Linked DNA regions of Mus musculus: region 1 is linked to region 2. A link is a loop called in an ENCODE intact Hi-C map of the cell type or tissue named here. Cell type or tissue: left cerebral cortex. All regions are shown on one strand.

Region 1 (8,000 bases), 98 kb after region 2:
GTTAATCAAAGGAAGTGACAGTGAAATGGCATTCATGGCTTTTGGTAAATTTTTAATCATTATATATGCTCACACACAGAGCATCCTGTCAATGAAACTTAGGCTCTGTAAATACATTTTTATGAAATTTAATGACTATCTTGCTTTTTTCTTATTATATGGCTTTTTGTCTGTATTTTAACTCCAAATTAGAATTTTAAATGGAAAGAGTAGGAGTAGAAATTAAAATATGGATGTAGTATAACAATACCAAAATTATAGTTTTTTTCTATTAGAAAGGCCATACATTTTAGTAGAATATTAAAATAATATTTTATGTACTTATAATTTTAGGGGACAATAAGGAGGGAAACTGTATACGTTACTGCATAGATATTCTAGAAGTAGTGGCTATTTTCTGTGAGCAGAAATCTCCTTTAAGATGAGGTTGGTTAGTGTAAATAAAATGTGTCATTGCTGACAACAAATAGCATATCAAAGAAGGACTGAAAGTAGGTTGTGAGGTATGCACTCAGAAAAGATTTTAGTGGTTAAAATACCTACTAAATATTAATTTATCCCAATCTCATGGTCCTTTACCCCTTTCTGAATGGAAAGAAAAATTACATAACTAAGCATAAGTGAAGTGTATTTTTTTTAAAAATTCTCTTATATTAAATTTTTGTTCAAATCATTTTGATTGTTTAGTTTGAGAAAAAGGGCTAACATGAATGACTGATAAAATTGCTTAGGAGTGGGCTAGCATTATTTTAATTTTCAACTAGTTTTAGAGATTTTTTTGTGGTTGAGGGTGGAGATATTTTTCTTTCCCTGTTTCTACAAATATACTTGAAGGGGAAGAGGGGGAGGGGGGGGGGGGAGAAGAAAGAAAGGAGGAACGGAGGCAGGGAGGGAGGGATGGAGAAGGAGAGAAGAGAGAGGAGAGTGAGAGATATTATATTTTCATCTTGTTGATAATTACTAATACAGAAATTTAGAATAATTAATGAATTTTCCAGTTTCTCAAAGTAGTAGATCACTAGCACACATATTAATTTTGCAATGAGATCCTAACATAGATACCTGCAATGCAATTTATCTGAGGACACACTGGCCGGTCCTCATAAACTTAATCGGAATGTATTTGGGAACTTCGATTAAACATTCTTCGCTGTGAAACAAAGCGTGACTATTTCACTGTTGGGTCAGCCCTAAAACTTATGGAAAGAAAAAATATGATTTTTGCTTTAATGTTGTAATTTCTTTCTTGCAAAACTACATCATCTTTTAAAATTTTCTCCCCCTATGGCACAAAATGAAGACAGTGAGATGTGTAAAACTAAGATGGCCTTTTTAGAATTGGATTTCCTCCATATAAAATTCTTTCCTATGTTACCTGGAAGATACTGTCAAAATGCATAGTGTTTTGTAAATGGATACAGACATAGACACACATACATAAACGCACCAAAATAACTTAACATTTGTTAACTCAGCTCAATACCTCATCATGTTAGTTAAAAACAAAACAAAAACAGTTAAACATAAAAATTTTCCAGCTTTAAAAATTGTTCCTAACACAGCTGTGTAAATTATTTTTGTTCATATGAAGAAAAAATTGTTAAAAAAACTCCTTATTTTTAAGAAAATATATTAATTAGAATATCTTGTGTTAGAGTTTTAGCTAAGAAGATTAAAAACAAATCAAAGTTGTTTCTGCTTTTTTTTTTTAATAGTAACTACTTATTATATAAGTCAATTCTCAGGAGCTATGGGTAACTGAAAATGGAATTAAAAACTGGACAGGCAGGTCTTATCTGATAAGCAATAATCTAATATGCTCTAATAGGTGTTTTCATAATTTATGAGTCTTCACTACTTTAACTCTTAAAATGCATATGTGCGTAACTGAAATCACATAATTTCTATATTTGCCCTTTAGCCTACATAATAGAGCAAATAATATATCTTTCATAGAGTTATAGTGAATGATATATTAAGAAGATAGAGTTTTTAAATCCTATTTACTTGGGAAACTTTTATTATGTATCAAGCAGGGTCACAAATTGAAGCAATTATCCCCCAAATTGGAGGAGAGCTTCTGTATTGGTTATTTGTTGATTCTATAATAAGTGCTTGTGATTTGAGCCAGCTTCACTTTCATCTCTCATTTTCAAACAAAGTCTATCCAAAACAAACTTTTATTCCAATATAAAAAGTTAGAGTGTCTAAAACGTTGATTCCTTTTTAGAGCTGAGAGCTCACAGTTCTTACTGAAGCCTGTTAAGAGTATATAGTAAATACCCACTTCTCCATAAGGCAATAACCCCCTTCTAAGACTGTAGTGAGGGAAACTTAGCATAACATTTGTGAATATTATTTGCAGATGAAGAGATGTTATACAAATACTGGTCTTCATTTTCTTCATGCTAAGGTTTGTATTTGAAGAGACTCTACCATGAGCCCTTGCCCCGTGTAACATGATTTCTGAGAGTGACTCTTGGTTTTGTACTCCAGTTGTTGTCTCATCTGAGTTCCCTTGTGGTAAAATTAGGTATTTGCTATATGGCTGATGAGAATAATGGTTGCATGCCGTATTACCAAAGAAAAGTAAAGTTAGTCATTTTTTTCTATTTGGAAATAAAACTTACATTTGGTAACACCCAGATGCAGATTACGTGATCATGTTGCTATCATTACATTACATGGTTTCCCACACTCTTGTCCTTCTCACAATTTCATTTTAATTGCATTTGCAAATAAAAATGTAAATATGCATGAAATATTTTTCAGTTACCGAGAGAGGACTGATATGTTACAGAATGACATTTAGAAATATGCTTAAATTAAAAAAAATATATATATCTTGTGCCGGGCGTGGTGGCGCACGCCTTTAATCCCAGCACTCGGGAGGCAGAGGCAGGCAGATTTCTGAGTTCAAGGCCAGCCTGGTCTACAAAGTGAGTTCCAGGACAGCCAGGGCTATACAGAGAAACCCTGTCTCGAAAAACCAAATATATATATATATATATATATATATATATATATATATATATATATCTTGAGGAAATGCCTTAAGACAATAAAATCTATAGTTTGAAAAGTTGGCTGTGTTTTAATGCATGTGCATATCCTGAATTTTACTCTACTGAAGGAATTTTCAGGCTTCTTGGAGAGCTAAGGACAACATTTGATGGTGTGGAGGTTCTTTTGAAAATTCTGCTGGAAAACTTTTCTCATTGAACTGGTTAAATTTGGACAATAACTTCAAAAGGCAACACTACTGTCAAAAGAAACATATGGGACAGTATCTGAGGTCATTTCTTACACGTATCTAAAATTAATTTACAGTAAAATACCTACCTAACTATGGGCTAATCTCTTTTAAGAATTTCTGAACTGGAAAATGAGCTCACCAGCTTCCTGCTTCAAATTTCTCTTTGTAGAATTGATCAAGCGGAAGGATGAGTATTATCTGAAATGTAGATCTGGAGAAAGAACATTAACAGTAATGGCATTTCTTCACGGTGCTCAATTAGAAATATGAGTGTAGCAAGAATGTTTGGCTAGGAGATGCCTTCACTTACAACAGTCTGTCCTCAGTGGGGTCATAAGAAGGTCAGATGTTGTGCCACCTTAGGACAGTTAGCAAAATCTAAAGCCTTCTCTTAAACTTCTTGTCTGCTTTTATTTTCTTCTATATTGGTTTCTACTTGGCAAAAGTCCAAAGTGCTAATTCCATAAGTTGAAGGTCCTTAAAGTGGATGATGAAATGTATCTTGACTACCAGTGGCTGATTAATTTGCCACTAGGGGTAGGCAAAGGACAAGAAACACTCATATTTTTTTTTCTCAAATTAAAAAGAAACAACTAGGGCTTCTAGGCTGAAGATCGATTGCAATTAAATTTATGCTTTTAAAAGAATGAGAGAGAGAGAGAGAGATTTTGTATAAAATACTCAATGTTCTGTTTGCTGCAATTTAACTTATAATTTTCCAATGCAAAATAATAGGTTTTATTATATTTATCATATCATTTGAATAATATTATAAATGCTGAAATAACTTTTGTTTTTCACTTATTACTTTCCGAACTATGACACAGATATTTTGCATAAGAAAACATTGTTTTCCATATACTAATGATACACGATGTATCAGTAATGCAAATGAAATTTTATCAAATATATGTGACTAGGAGGTTACCTGCTTATACATTATCATATTAATTAGAAATTAATAAATACAGTATTAGTAAAGGATGTAGGCTAGTCAAGATATTTAATCAACAGGTAATTTCAAATAGTTATGAAGGTATGCAAATAGTAAGCAATTTTTAACATCATTTATAGTCTGGGCTGGTTACATATACAAAAGTAAATGGTAATGGAAGAAATAGAAGGGTGAGGCCCAAGTGAAAAGGACTTGTAGTTGCCCTGCCCTGTAGCTCTGTTCACTACATTATGGAGAAGTATAGAGTAAAGTATACTCTTTGTCCTATCTTTGGCTACCTGTCATCTTGACGTTTACTCATGAACCACTCGTAAACAAAGGAATTAAAAACTTTGTAATTCAAATTTTAACCTGTGTACCTCTTATGAATTTAGTCTTTGTTCCACAGAATTATAGAACATTAAGAGTTATTAATTAATTCATCTTTCCATTACGGGAATGTATGTTTCAGTATACTTATTTAGGAGTCTCATAGTTTCAACTTAGACACCATATGCAGGAACTAATGTGTCTTTTGAAAAGCATTATTTTTTACAATGTTTGTTTTATTTATGTATGTGTTCACTTGTGTATGTGTGTCTGAGTATATATACACGTGAATGTATGCTTATAACCGTGATGTGTAAAAAGGGGGACATCTGGTCTTTTGAAACTGGAGATACAAGCATTTGTGGGATTCCTAGCTTCCTATCTGAATGTTGGGATCCAAACATATAGCACAGCAAATGCTCCATTGTATTTTAATTTTTTCATGTAATTCTGACCACATTCCCCCACACACAACCCTCCCACATCCACCTCCCCTTCTCAAGTGCTCTTAACTGATATGCCACCTCTCCAGCTCATACCTACTTTCATAGAAACATTCATGGAAATAGTATTTCAATGGTATTTGGATGTTTTCCACTCTACTTTATAACTATAATTTCATTTTCTAGAGGCCGACATAGAACACATTTCCCAATTCATATGTCAATATTGTTAGAATGAACAAAATGTAATCATTTTCTTTCTATCTTCCAGTATTTCTTGGTACTTATTTGTGATGATTTCAGATACTTATCAGCCCATAGGCTCATGCTACATAGTGTCCAATGAGTTAACATTTGCCTTAAAATGAAACACAAATTTGGACTGATGTTTACTTAAATACAAAATGGAGGTATGAAGTGTTATACTATGGCCTCTTCTGTATTGAGTGAATATCTTATTTGCCTATCTACTACCTGCTTTTTTATATTTGCATAATCTTAAAACTTTTTCTTTTAAATAAATTATAATTAAATTTAGCATATAACTGTACAATTCATTTTTCCCTGGTTATTAGTAAAGAAGTGAGTTTTTTCTTGCTTTGTTTCAACTTATCATTTTGGTATAAGCTTTAATAGTTTGCTTTAACTTTTACAAATTCTATTGGCATATATTATGCAAAATGATTCGTTTTATTATGAGATTTTCATAATGATTACAATGTACTTTTTCTTTTTTCCATTCCCATTCTCACTGGTTCTCTTCCTCTTCCTGAATAGTTTCTTTTCTAATTTGAATATATTATCCTCCATATGTAAGAAAATATGCAATATTTGTCTTTCTGGATCTGATTTACTTTTCTTAACACACTTTTCTGCTCAATTAACTTTCCTAAAAATGATATATTTCTAACTCTGTTTATTACTTTTAAAAGCACACACACACACACACACACACACACACACATTTTCTTAACCCATGCATCTGTGTATATAATCAAGAATTATAGACGTAGTTAGATCAGGTCCTACTTTATTTTTTAGGAATTTATTATCCATTAGTTGATGAATAATCCTCTAGTTTATCTTTTAAAATTACGTGCATGTGATTGTTTCAACAGGTTGATATGGGTTCATTAACTCATGTCCTTTTAATGATTATATACCTGACTATATACTCCCGATTATGTGCCTAAAAGCATCCAAGTCAGCATACAATAAAGATAACTGTACACCCATGTTTACTAGCATTCACCATACCTGTTATAGAATCAACTTAGGTAGAATCAACAAATGGATCAAATAAACCTAGGTACCACCTACAGAGAAATAGATTAAGAAAGTGTGTGTGTGTATGCCTTTCATTATTTAGCAATGTTTAAACTCATTTAAATGTATAAATTGCCTTCTCTCTCTCATTCAGGAGAATAATATGGAAAACTATGAAGTACTTTGCTAACGTACAGCTGCATTGTGGTTACAGTACCCACTCATTAATTCAGCAGTAATTTGTTGAACATCTTCTAGACAAGTGTTTACTATTGCACATAAAGCACTCACAGACTTATACAAAAAGAATTAAAATATAATTCAATAAATGCTTACTTACATTTTAAAAAGTAATGCTTAGGATATATTTCTGGATCAAGGGAAGGTGGAGCTATTTATAATTTATGAAAAGAAATGAAATGATTATTAATGAGTATATGGTCCCTTCATAAAGGAGGTATGCTTAATTTTAAAGTTTATTAAAGAACCCTTGATAAATTTTTATACTTATTTCAACTTGAGTTAGCAGTGTAAGTTATTAGATGAATGTTTCTGTCAGAAGAATCACTCGACTCTCTCAAAATTTAGGTTATGCTAAATCAGATTGGCAGGTCTACTGTCTGGGAATGTAGAGACACAGTATTTTCTACTCCTGTTCAAAAAATATAGCAAGTTTTCCCATTAAATTTGGGAAGACTAGCTACTTTAGGACTTTGCTTTTCCATTAAAGCCAGGGAGCATTTCCTTTTCTTCACGGGTCATTAACATCATAAGGGATCACTTTAACAAAAATCTACATTTTTAAAATTTTGGCTTCCTCTCAGAACTCTACTGCTTCTCAGAGGGGGCTCTGGGCTTTTGTTGTTCTGAATATTTTAAACACTTCTGAAAAGACTGAACAGAGCAATTTAAAAACACAGCTATAGTGTGTTTTCCTCAAACATGCATAAAATCTTTACAAATTAAGCATGTGTATGCACAGTGTTAAAACATCTGCTCAGTTCTGTCTTAGTTGTCCTTCTGTTACATAGGTATAGTGGTCATGTGCCCCCAGTTTTCCGGGACAACTCTAATGTAAACTATTTAGTGTTATTGTTCCTAAAACTAAAATTACATCCACAGGAGAATTTGCCTAATTTCAACTTGGGAATTTGTATTTATTGAGTGCTGATAAAGTTTTACGTTGATAGGGTAGAGAGCTGGCTTCATGCTTAAGAGTTCATAGCACTCTAGCAGAGGACTCGAGTTTAGTCTTCCACATTCATGTCAGTTACAGTGGGTCTGATGTCTACTTCAAGCTTCATCTTCACTTCTGTGCACCTACTCCCACAACACCCCCCCCCCCCCACACACACACATACAGAAAGAAACAAATAAAATCTAAATAAATCTTAGAACAAATAAATGAAGCAGATACTTTGATTCCATATCCACAATATGTTGCTTCTTTTTAGGGCTCTTTCCTTAACCTAATCCATGTTATAAGAACTCATGTAAAGATGTTGAAAAAGTTATTTTGGAACATTAAAGTTTTTAGATTCACTATGAGCAAAAACTGTAGCTAAAGATTTCTATTTCAGATATCAAATGTAAAAAGCAATGGCAAATCCACAGTAACTTCTTCAGACTCCACAAACCTATATTGAGGTACATAGAAATATCAATTATTGAACATGTTCTGTATATGTAAGAAGTAGCTCCTTTCCTTTTATGATGTAAAGATGTTATTAACACCTATCCCACAAGTTGTTTTGAAGTAACATAATTATAA
Region 2 (8,000 bases):
TGAGAAGCCTGAATGTGTGTGTGTATGTGTGTGTGTGTGTGTGTGTGTGTGTGTGTGTGTGTGCGCGCGCGCGCGCGCGCGCGTGCGTGCGTGTTTGCCTGAGCGCGCGCGCGTGTGTGTGTTTCTTTTCTTAACATAAGTCATAAGAAGTTAGAAACCCCTGTGAAAGAAAAGAAGAGCTAGCAAGCTAGAGAGATAGCAACAATAAAGGATGTAATGCTGAAAGGAAGGTAAAGAGAGAATTGTATCAGCACTGCTCCCAGTGCAGCGGGCCACCTCCTTGCTTCCTCCAGTCAGAGATCGTGGCAGGACGCGTCTGTTTTCACCGTGTGCGAATAAACCTCGTGTGGCTGCTGATCCCCTGGCGGAGTCATTCTTTTTTCTTTTTGTCTTCTATTACAGAACCAGACACGCACCACTTCTTTCTCCAACTGGAGACTGTCTGCCAGCGAGGAGATCTCCTGCGCTGCAGGCTTGGGACACTTGAGGAAATGTGTTTCCAGTACGCCCTTGACACTCACCTCGATGGAGGTTCGCTTCTTGCGTTTGCGGCCTTGAGCAGCGATCTTGTCAATGCTGGTCGGGCTTCCTGTGGATGAATCAGCCTCCTCCAGCCACTTATTTAATAGCGGTTTCAGCTTGCACATGTTCTTGAAGCTCAGTTGTAAGGCCTCGAACCTGCAGATGGTAGTCTGCGAGAACACGTTGCCATACAGTGTGCCCAGTGCCAGCCCCACGTCGGCTTGCGTGAAGCCCAACTTGATTCTTCTTTGTTTGAATTGTTTGGCGAACTGTTCCAACTCATCAGAGGTTGGAGTCTCTTCATCAGAGTGGTCCTGGCAGTGGTGCGAGCCCAGCTCACCATGGTCTGGAGGCTCCCGGAGCACTGGATGCAGGCTCTGTGTGGAGGCAGCAGCTGGTGGTGGAGTGAGTCCCCCGTGCTCCAGCATACCGCTCACGGTGAAGCCTGGCTGCGAGTACACATTGAGGGGTTGGCCGCTGGACGTGATGGACGAGTTTGGAGCAGGGCTCGCTCCCCAGGCGTTCGGATGGTTAGTGTGCGGCGAGTGGTGGGCTACGTGCGGCGAGCGGTGATGGATGATTGCGCCCAGTTGCAGATCTTCGCGTCCCGGCTTCACGTCTTGCTGGTCCAGGGGGCTGGTGGCCAATGTGGAGGACCACGGGCCCCCGTCGCTAAGACTGGTCACCCAGTGATGCCCGAGGGGATGCCCATTGCTGGGAACTCCCTGCAAGTAGTCACTTTGGAGAAGTTTCTGAGGATTGCGGAAAGGACTTCCCTGCTGCATGCCCGCGGAGTCCGCATGGACAAGGGAGCTGGAACTGAGAATGCTGTAGGGATTCGAGGCAGCTGTGGCCATGGTCGATGAGGATCCTCTACTAGTTATAATGTGGCAAAGGGAGCAGCTTCAGCCTTTGACATCTATGGTGCGGGGGAACCAAAGCCGCTAGCGCGGGTTACCGGCACCCGCGGAGGCCAATCGCAGTGCGACTTGGCCTGGCCAGGCATAAACACAGCCAATGGTGGTGCGGGAGGCCGAGCTCGCTTTCCAAATTAGGCTGGCAAAGCTCGGGAGTTTCAGTGAGACCCAAGCAGGAAGTGAATCAATCTTTAGGCTCCATTGGCTGCCTAGCTCAGAGTGGCAGCGGCTCTTTTAGTTAACCCTTTCCCCCCTCCCGGAGACTACAAGGCTGTTAGTGGCAGAGAATAAATAGAAGGTAGATATTTGTATGGAGGGGCAGCGAGGAGGCTAACTTCAGTTTCAGGTCGCCTTTTAACTTATTTAAATTAAAACAAATAAATAAAACAAATTAAAATATCATTTTGATCTTAATGCATGAAAGAATTCCGGTTTAGTTAGCGTTTGGGTTAATGTGTGGACAGGGAAAATAAAAGGCATCTGCAAACTTTGAGCAAAGAGCGATGTCTTAGGTCAGAACCCCAAATAAAATTTCCATGATCCAATAAACGTTATCCCAGTATATGTTGCTCACTTATATTTCATTTATAAGAAATTAAAAAGCTTAAACGATACCCCCCCCTTTTTTTTCTTAAAATTTAGATTCAGTGTATGAAGGTTTTGGAATGTAAATCTTAAAGTGATCTTTGGAAGACTCAGTCAGTTTGAAGTTTGCTGGTTAATTGGAAACCTGGCTTTATCTTGGCTCCCCTGCCAGTTTCCATCAGAGGTCTCTCCACTATGCCAGGGGAGCTGCTTGCTGAAGCCCGCAGTCATCTTTCACGCTCACCCCGACACACTGAAAACCCACTCCCCCACTCCCAGTAGGCAGAAGGGAAGGCATTCATAACACCATGCCTGCCTAATGCTGCCCCTTGACAACTCTTTGAAACATTTGTATCCTGCTTCCTTGGCAGTGAGAAGGAAATATTGAGAATCATGCTTCCTCTACGAATTTCTGAAAATTTAGAGAATCAGAGAGGAGAAATGAGGAGAGAGGGAAGAGAAGAGCAGGGAGATGAAGGGGGTGGGGGAAAACTGGAAGAAATCCGGTGAGAGAGATCTTGGTGGCTAGACATCTTTTTCAACTCCTCCATCCCTCCACAACTGCCACAAAGCTTGAGTTAGCTTTCAGCCTTGGGGACCCAACTGTTTTTCAAATTTTGGTTAAAAGAAAGGCTTTTATGAGTCAGAGTAGACTAACTCCACTACCTTCACAGCCCCATGTAAAGGTGTTGTTGCTTGGAAGCAGAGTTAGGAGAAATGCAAAGATTTTAGAATTACACTAGCAGCTGGGAAAAAGCAAAACACACTACCCCACACCAAATTTGAAGTTTTAAAAATGCCCTTTTGTTTTGTAATTTTGGAGGCAACCTAGCTGTGTAATTATATTTGCTCTTACAGAAGACGGCATCAGAGTTCCCTTATTGGTTTGAAATTCCATTAAATATATTGCAAGAGCTCCTAGGTTAAGCTTGATTTAAATTTGCATACATTTTCATATATTTAGCTGAAATAAAAGAAGGCTTGCAGCTACCAGAAAGTCATTAAGGCATTAGTTTCTCTAAGAAGACAGATCTGAAGAAAATGCAAGAAAATGAGAAAAAAAAAATAAGAACAAGGTGAGCTTATTCTGCCATTCCTTTATATAGCTAAGGAGCATCTATTTCCTATGAAATTGGTGATTATTTTTATGACAGCATAAAGTAATAGGAGCGGAGATTGGTAAATGTAAATGGCGTTTCTTAGGGGAGAAAACCTTGCATCTGTTTGAAATCTTTCTTTTGCTCTTAAAGATAAACACTTAGTAATTACTGGCAGAGAGGATCTTTCGCCATCCTCCTTGCTCCCTCATTGAAATTGTAGGTTCATTTGCTGATGCCCTATTGTAAGGGCTTATCTGCTTTTAACCTAGAAATCGATTCATTCCCTCTGCCTCTCCCTCTCTCCCTCCCTCCCTTCCTTCCTCCCTCTCTCCCTCCCTCCCTTCCACCCTCTTGTCCTTCCCTCCCTCCCTCTAACACTCTGGTGCGCAGACACTCTCTCTCCATCTCTGTGTGTCTGTTTCTACCTCTCTTCTCTTTTCTGTGGAGGAATGAGGTAGGCTGTTTCTTACTGCTGAATGTATGCATAATCTTTTTACAAGAATGCAATCCAATTTGTGCCTGAGCTTATGCTTCTGAAGAAATAAGAACTCATTAAAATCAAACAAAAAGAAGTTTTCGGTGCTCGATTATGCTGCCTGTTTGGTGATCCGTTTGTTAGTATTTGTTGGGTCAGCTGAAAGGTCAGAGGAAATGTGTTGAAGAAATGTATGTGCAAAACTCTGATCATTATTATTGCCATGTTCTTGGTATGTTCCCCACCCCCACCCAGCAGCTGCTTTTGGGTGAAAGAATTGCTTATCTCAGACTGGCTGTTAAGAAGTTAAAGATAATTATCTGATAAATAATTTTGGTTAAAAGGGGGTCCTTTTCTAGTTTGGACTTGCAGGAATTTTTTGGATTCCACCTTCCTCTTAGTCATGGCCTTGCTTTGATAACTGGGTTTTGCTAGTAAAGCAAAAGTAGCTCAGACCATTAGTTCCAAGTCTGGAGGTAGGGGGAGGGTAGCAAAGAGGGGACATCTATACCCAGAAACAGATTTCTCACAGCCCTATGTTTTACTTTTTAATTTAACATAGATGTATATTAGGAACAGTAATCATCTTTCCTTTTTCTCTTCTTTTCCCCTGCTTATCCTCTTGCATCTTCTCTCCTTTCCTCTCCTCTCCCCTCTTCCTACTTCTCTCATTTAAAATTTTTTTATGAATATAGATCATGCCTATTGCATTAAGTGAAATCACTCCCTGTGACAACTGTAACAAAATCTTCGCTTGAATGTGAGGTATTTTGCTTTCTGAAGAAAATATCTACATGTAGTCAAATCTTGCTGTTCTAACTAATCTACTAGAGAGGTTTCCTTCGCCCTCTCCTGTCAGTCTAACTTCCCAAGTGTAACAGATGCTGCTCTCAAGAGCTCCTTTCTGTGGCTTCTCTTTATTCAGCCTTGCATATTTCTCCCCATGATCTGGGTTTCCATAGAGAGAGGAATAAAAGGGGGGACCATGGTCACAAATCCCCTGCCCCATGCAAAATAAAAGAGCCTCATTCAATAGACGACCCTGTCTGGACATGGGAGAAAAATAAGTCCAATCGAAGCTACTGTTGCAAAGAGCTGGTAACTTATTTTTCATAGACTGTAATTTGCCTTAAACTCCAAGTCACCCCTACCAAGCTTGCTCTCCCTGGCATCTGGGCTAAAGGCATATCTTGATATGCTCCTCATCGTGAAGTTCACTCTAGGTCCTCAGTCTGATTTCCCCATTCCCTCTAGAGCTAATGGTTTGAATAATATGACAATAGCTATCAAACCTACAGGGCTGGGGGAAGAAGCTAAAAGTCACTCTAGATAAGAACTGGGCTTTGAAGTAGAGGAACTGTAATAGTAGTGAATCCACTAGCTTTCTCCAGCAAGAGTGCAGAAGTTTCAATTCCTGGATCATGAAAGCACTGGGCAACATCTTCATTCCCTGTTGAGTTGTTTCACACTCCACTTTCCCACCCCACATTTTTCATACCCCTTCATTCTTCTCAATGAGGGCAATATAATTCTTTTGGAAAAGAAAGTCAGACTGGCTTGATTTACTTATACTTTTGTTTATTTTTAGCTTGGGAGTTTCTGATAGTTTTCCCTCCTCACAAAATTGAATGATGTAAGTTTCTGAATGTCACGGCAGAAGCTCAAGCCCTCTGTTTCCAAGCAAGGAAGGATTCACAAAAGAAATTAAGCAGATTAATGTAATTCAGGCTCCTGTAGAAGCATGCTAGCATGGCTGCAGCTGAGCAGCCTGCATCCAGACTGATTCTGAAAGCACCCCAGCCATAGTGATCATGACTCCTGCAGATTTAATATTTGAGTGTAGATTATTAAGGTTCTCATTATGTGTACAAATTGGTGAAGGGAGGAGAAAGGCTGTTGGGAGCTGAAGCTGGCAGAGGGTGGGGGTGGGGGGTTGGGAAAGGCGTCTAAAAGGCCAGATTTCATTGTGTGTAATATAGCATGAAGCTGCAGACAGTAGGACGTGGCACGTGGGCATGACCTCTAGACTGAAAACTTCACCTTCACCACAAGTTCACTTTGGAAGCAGGACAAGTTAGATCGGGTTTGCTAGGGACAAGTGTATCTTTTCTTTTTGAAAGCCAGGAGAACATAAAGAAGGGAACACAATTGAACAGCTTCTGAAAGCAGCAGAGAAAGAGGCATTTTCTCCCAGTATCTGTACATTGAGCTCATAAGACATTTTGGATTGGAGGCACAGCTACCCTTCAGAACAGCATACTCCTCACTGTCGCTCATCTTATGTGTCCCATTCTTTTCTTTCTTTCCTTTTTATCTGTCTTGTATTTTTCTTCTTTCTTCCCTTTCCATCTTTCTTTTTGTCTTTATATTCTTTCTTTAAAAAATATAGCAAGGTAAAATAAGAAGCTCACAATATTATGGATGATAATTTAAAATATAATAATTTAAACAGCATTGGTCATACCAAAGACTCAAATGCAATGAAGTTCATTTTAAAGGTTGTTGTTGTCTTTCCTTGAATGTGAAAAATCTTCAGATATAAAGGAGGAGGGAAAGGAATGTGTAGTAGCATACAGTAGAAATTGCAATAGAAACAGGTTAATGTACAAAACTATAATATTGCAATTTTATTATGAATACCACAATCTGTGAGAACTAGTTATTTGCTAGAAAAATTTAATGTTGATTGGGAAAATGCTCTGGAATTGTGTGGCTGAGGCATAGGCAGGATGGTTAGAATATTAGAAAGGACAATAGAGGCTTTGGCTGCTTAGGGAAAGGATGCTTGTTTCCACAGCTACATTACCCCAGATCTTGACCCAGTCTCAGTTTCTCCCCTGGGGTCACCTCTTTCCTTGGTTTTGCTATTGTCAGTACATGAATCTTGATCTTATGGGCTCTTGGGGAATGAACTCTAAGGAGACAAGATTCTGTAGTACTCAGCATGGCTATCACCCTCCCATCAGGTTTTGAGGTGTCTAAGAATAATTGCAGGGGGTTGGTTGTCAGTTACTTGTTTTGCACTGCTGACTGAGTAGAACCAGTTGACAGTTTTACAAAATACAGATCCAATACAGAATTACTATTCTATTTTTTATTTTATGTGGAGTCATAGAATGATTCTATACATAAATGGCAGCAATAGTTTTTGTTTTAATTCTATTAAACTCTAAAGTTAAAAAATGGTCGATATATTTAAATATGAAAAAAGTCTTTGTATCTGAATGGTAGATCAGAGGGCATAAAAGTTGATCTGTTATTTAACACTCTATGAAGTCATATTGGAAATATTCATACATGGCATCTAGGTGAACAATATGTGCTCTTTAAATAAGTAATTTTAGTGCTTAATTGACATCCAAATTGAAATTAATTTCTTTCTTCATAGAATTATTTATGTTTTAACATGTATTTTTGAAATAAATCTCTGGTTTCATCAGAGATCTCATGATATTTGTTCTTATACCCTGTTATTAGTGATTACTATATAGAATACTAGATATATGAAGTGACTAGAATTTCTCATACCTGAACACATTATAGTAATATAGGAAGGGTTGTTATATATAGAAATACTGACTCCTTATGAATGATCTTTTATTTTTTAGTAGATAATTTGGTAAATATGCAGGGTTCATCTACACTTTTGGAGTCACATGATGAGGAAAACCAAAAGATCAAATGTAGCCAGATGTTAGAATTGGTACATTTTAAAATTGCTGTTATAGAAAGAATGGGAACTGAACCATGTTAAGGGCTATGAGACCAACATATATATATATATATCTCACACAGAAGCATGTTTACGGAAGTTTTACACTTTGAAAGAAAGACATCTTGGGTGCTTCCACTTCTGTGAATGCTTTAAGAAGGACTTCTGGCTTTCTGGGTATTCTTAAAAGCACCATTTTCTGTACTGTTTCTTTCCACTGAGCTCACTTTGCTCTGACCTTCTGGGTTTGTGGAATCTTGGTCCTTTACTTCAGAAGTGGTTTATCCAATCTGATACTTGGTTTCCAATTCTTATGAACACATAAATTGGCCCAGAGTATGTATTTATACACGTACACATGTGAGCACATTTCTGTGCATGTATTTTATATTCAAAATTTTTACAGAGCCTCTTGTCAAGTGTAAGAGCTCACTCAATTGTCTATTAGAAGAACCTGGCACTCAGCAGATCTTCTTACTTCGTGAATTACTTCGGTTTAGCATGCTCTTTATTTTGGTGTTTTGGAAATTACAAGTCTATTTTCACCAACAAAAGGAGGGCTACAGCTAAAAGTAACCATAGAAAATTAATCCAAATAAGAGAAACATTCTAGGAAGTAACAGGGCCTGTCACTTCCTGGGGATCTTTGCTGTTAAACTGATGGAGTGAAATGACTTGGGCTGATCTTA

The links. A loop is a pair of places that touch in the nucleus more often than their neighbours do. Peaks named below come from ENCODE experiments on the same cell type or tissue, not always from the same donor. Only the 100,000 strongest peaks of a DNase experiment are listed, where the experiment ranks them.
Region 1: it touches region 2 in a loop (2.3-fold over the local background); 2 of 42 quality-filtered maps call a loop at or near these places.

Annotation. Positions count from the first base shown.
Region 1 is chrX:110,710,121-110,718,120 of GRCm38, reverse strand. No RefSeq gene overlaps it. Among named protein-coding and RNA genes, the nearest start is that of Gm26108, 91 kb to the right of the region's middle. In left cerebral cortex, no CTCF peak of the experiment used is centred here; no DNase peak of the experiment used is centred here.
Region 2 is chrX:110,807,844-110,815,843 of GRCm38, reverse strand. Pou3f4 (POU domain, class 3, transcription factor 4) reads right to left here and starts at 1,465. Exons shown (of 1, transcript NM_008901.2): 1 at 1-1,465. The coding sequence starts at 1,379. The coding sequence ends at 294. In left cerebral cortex, no CTCF peak of the experiment used is centred here; DNase peaks (open chromatin) are centred at 802, 1,541, 2,310, 4,548 and 2 more places; H3K4me3 peaks cover 2,106 bases; H3K27ac peaks cover 215 bases.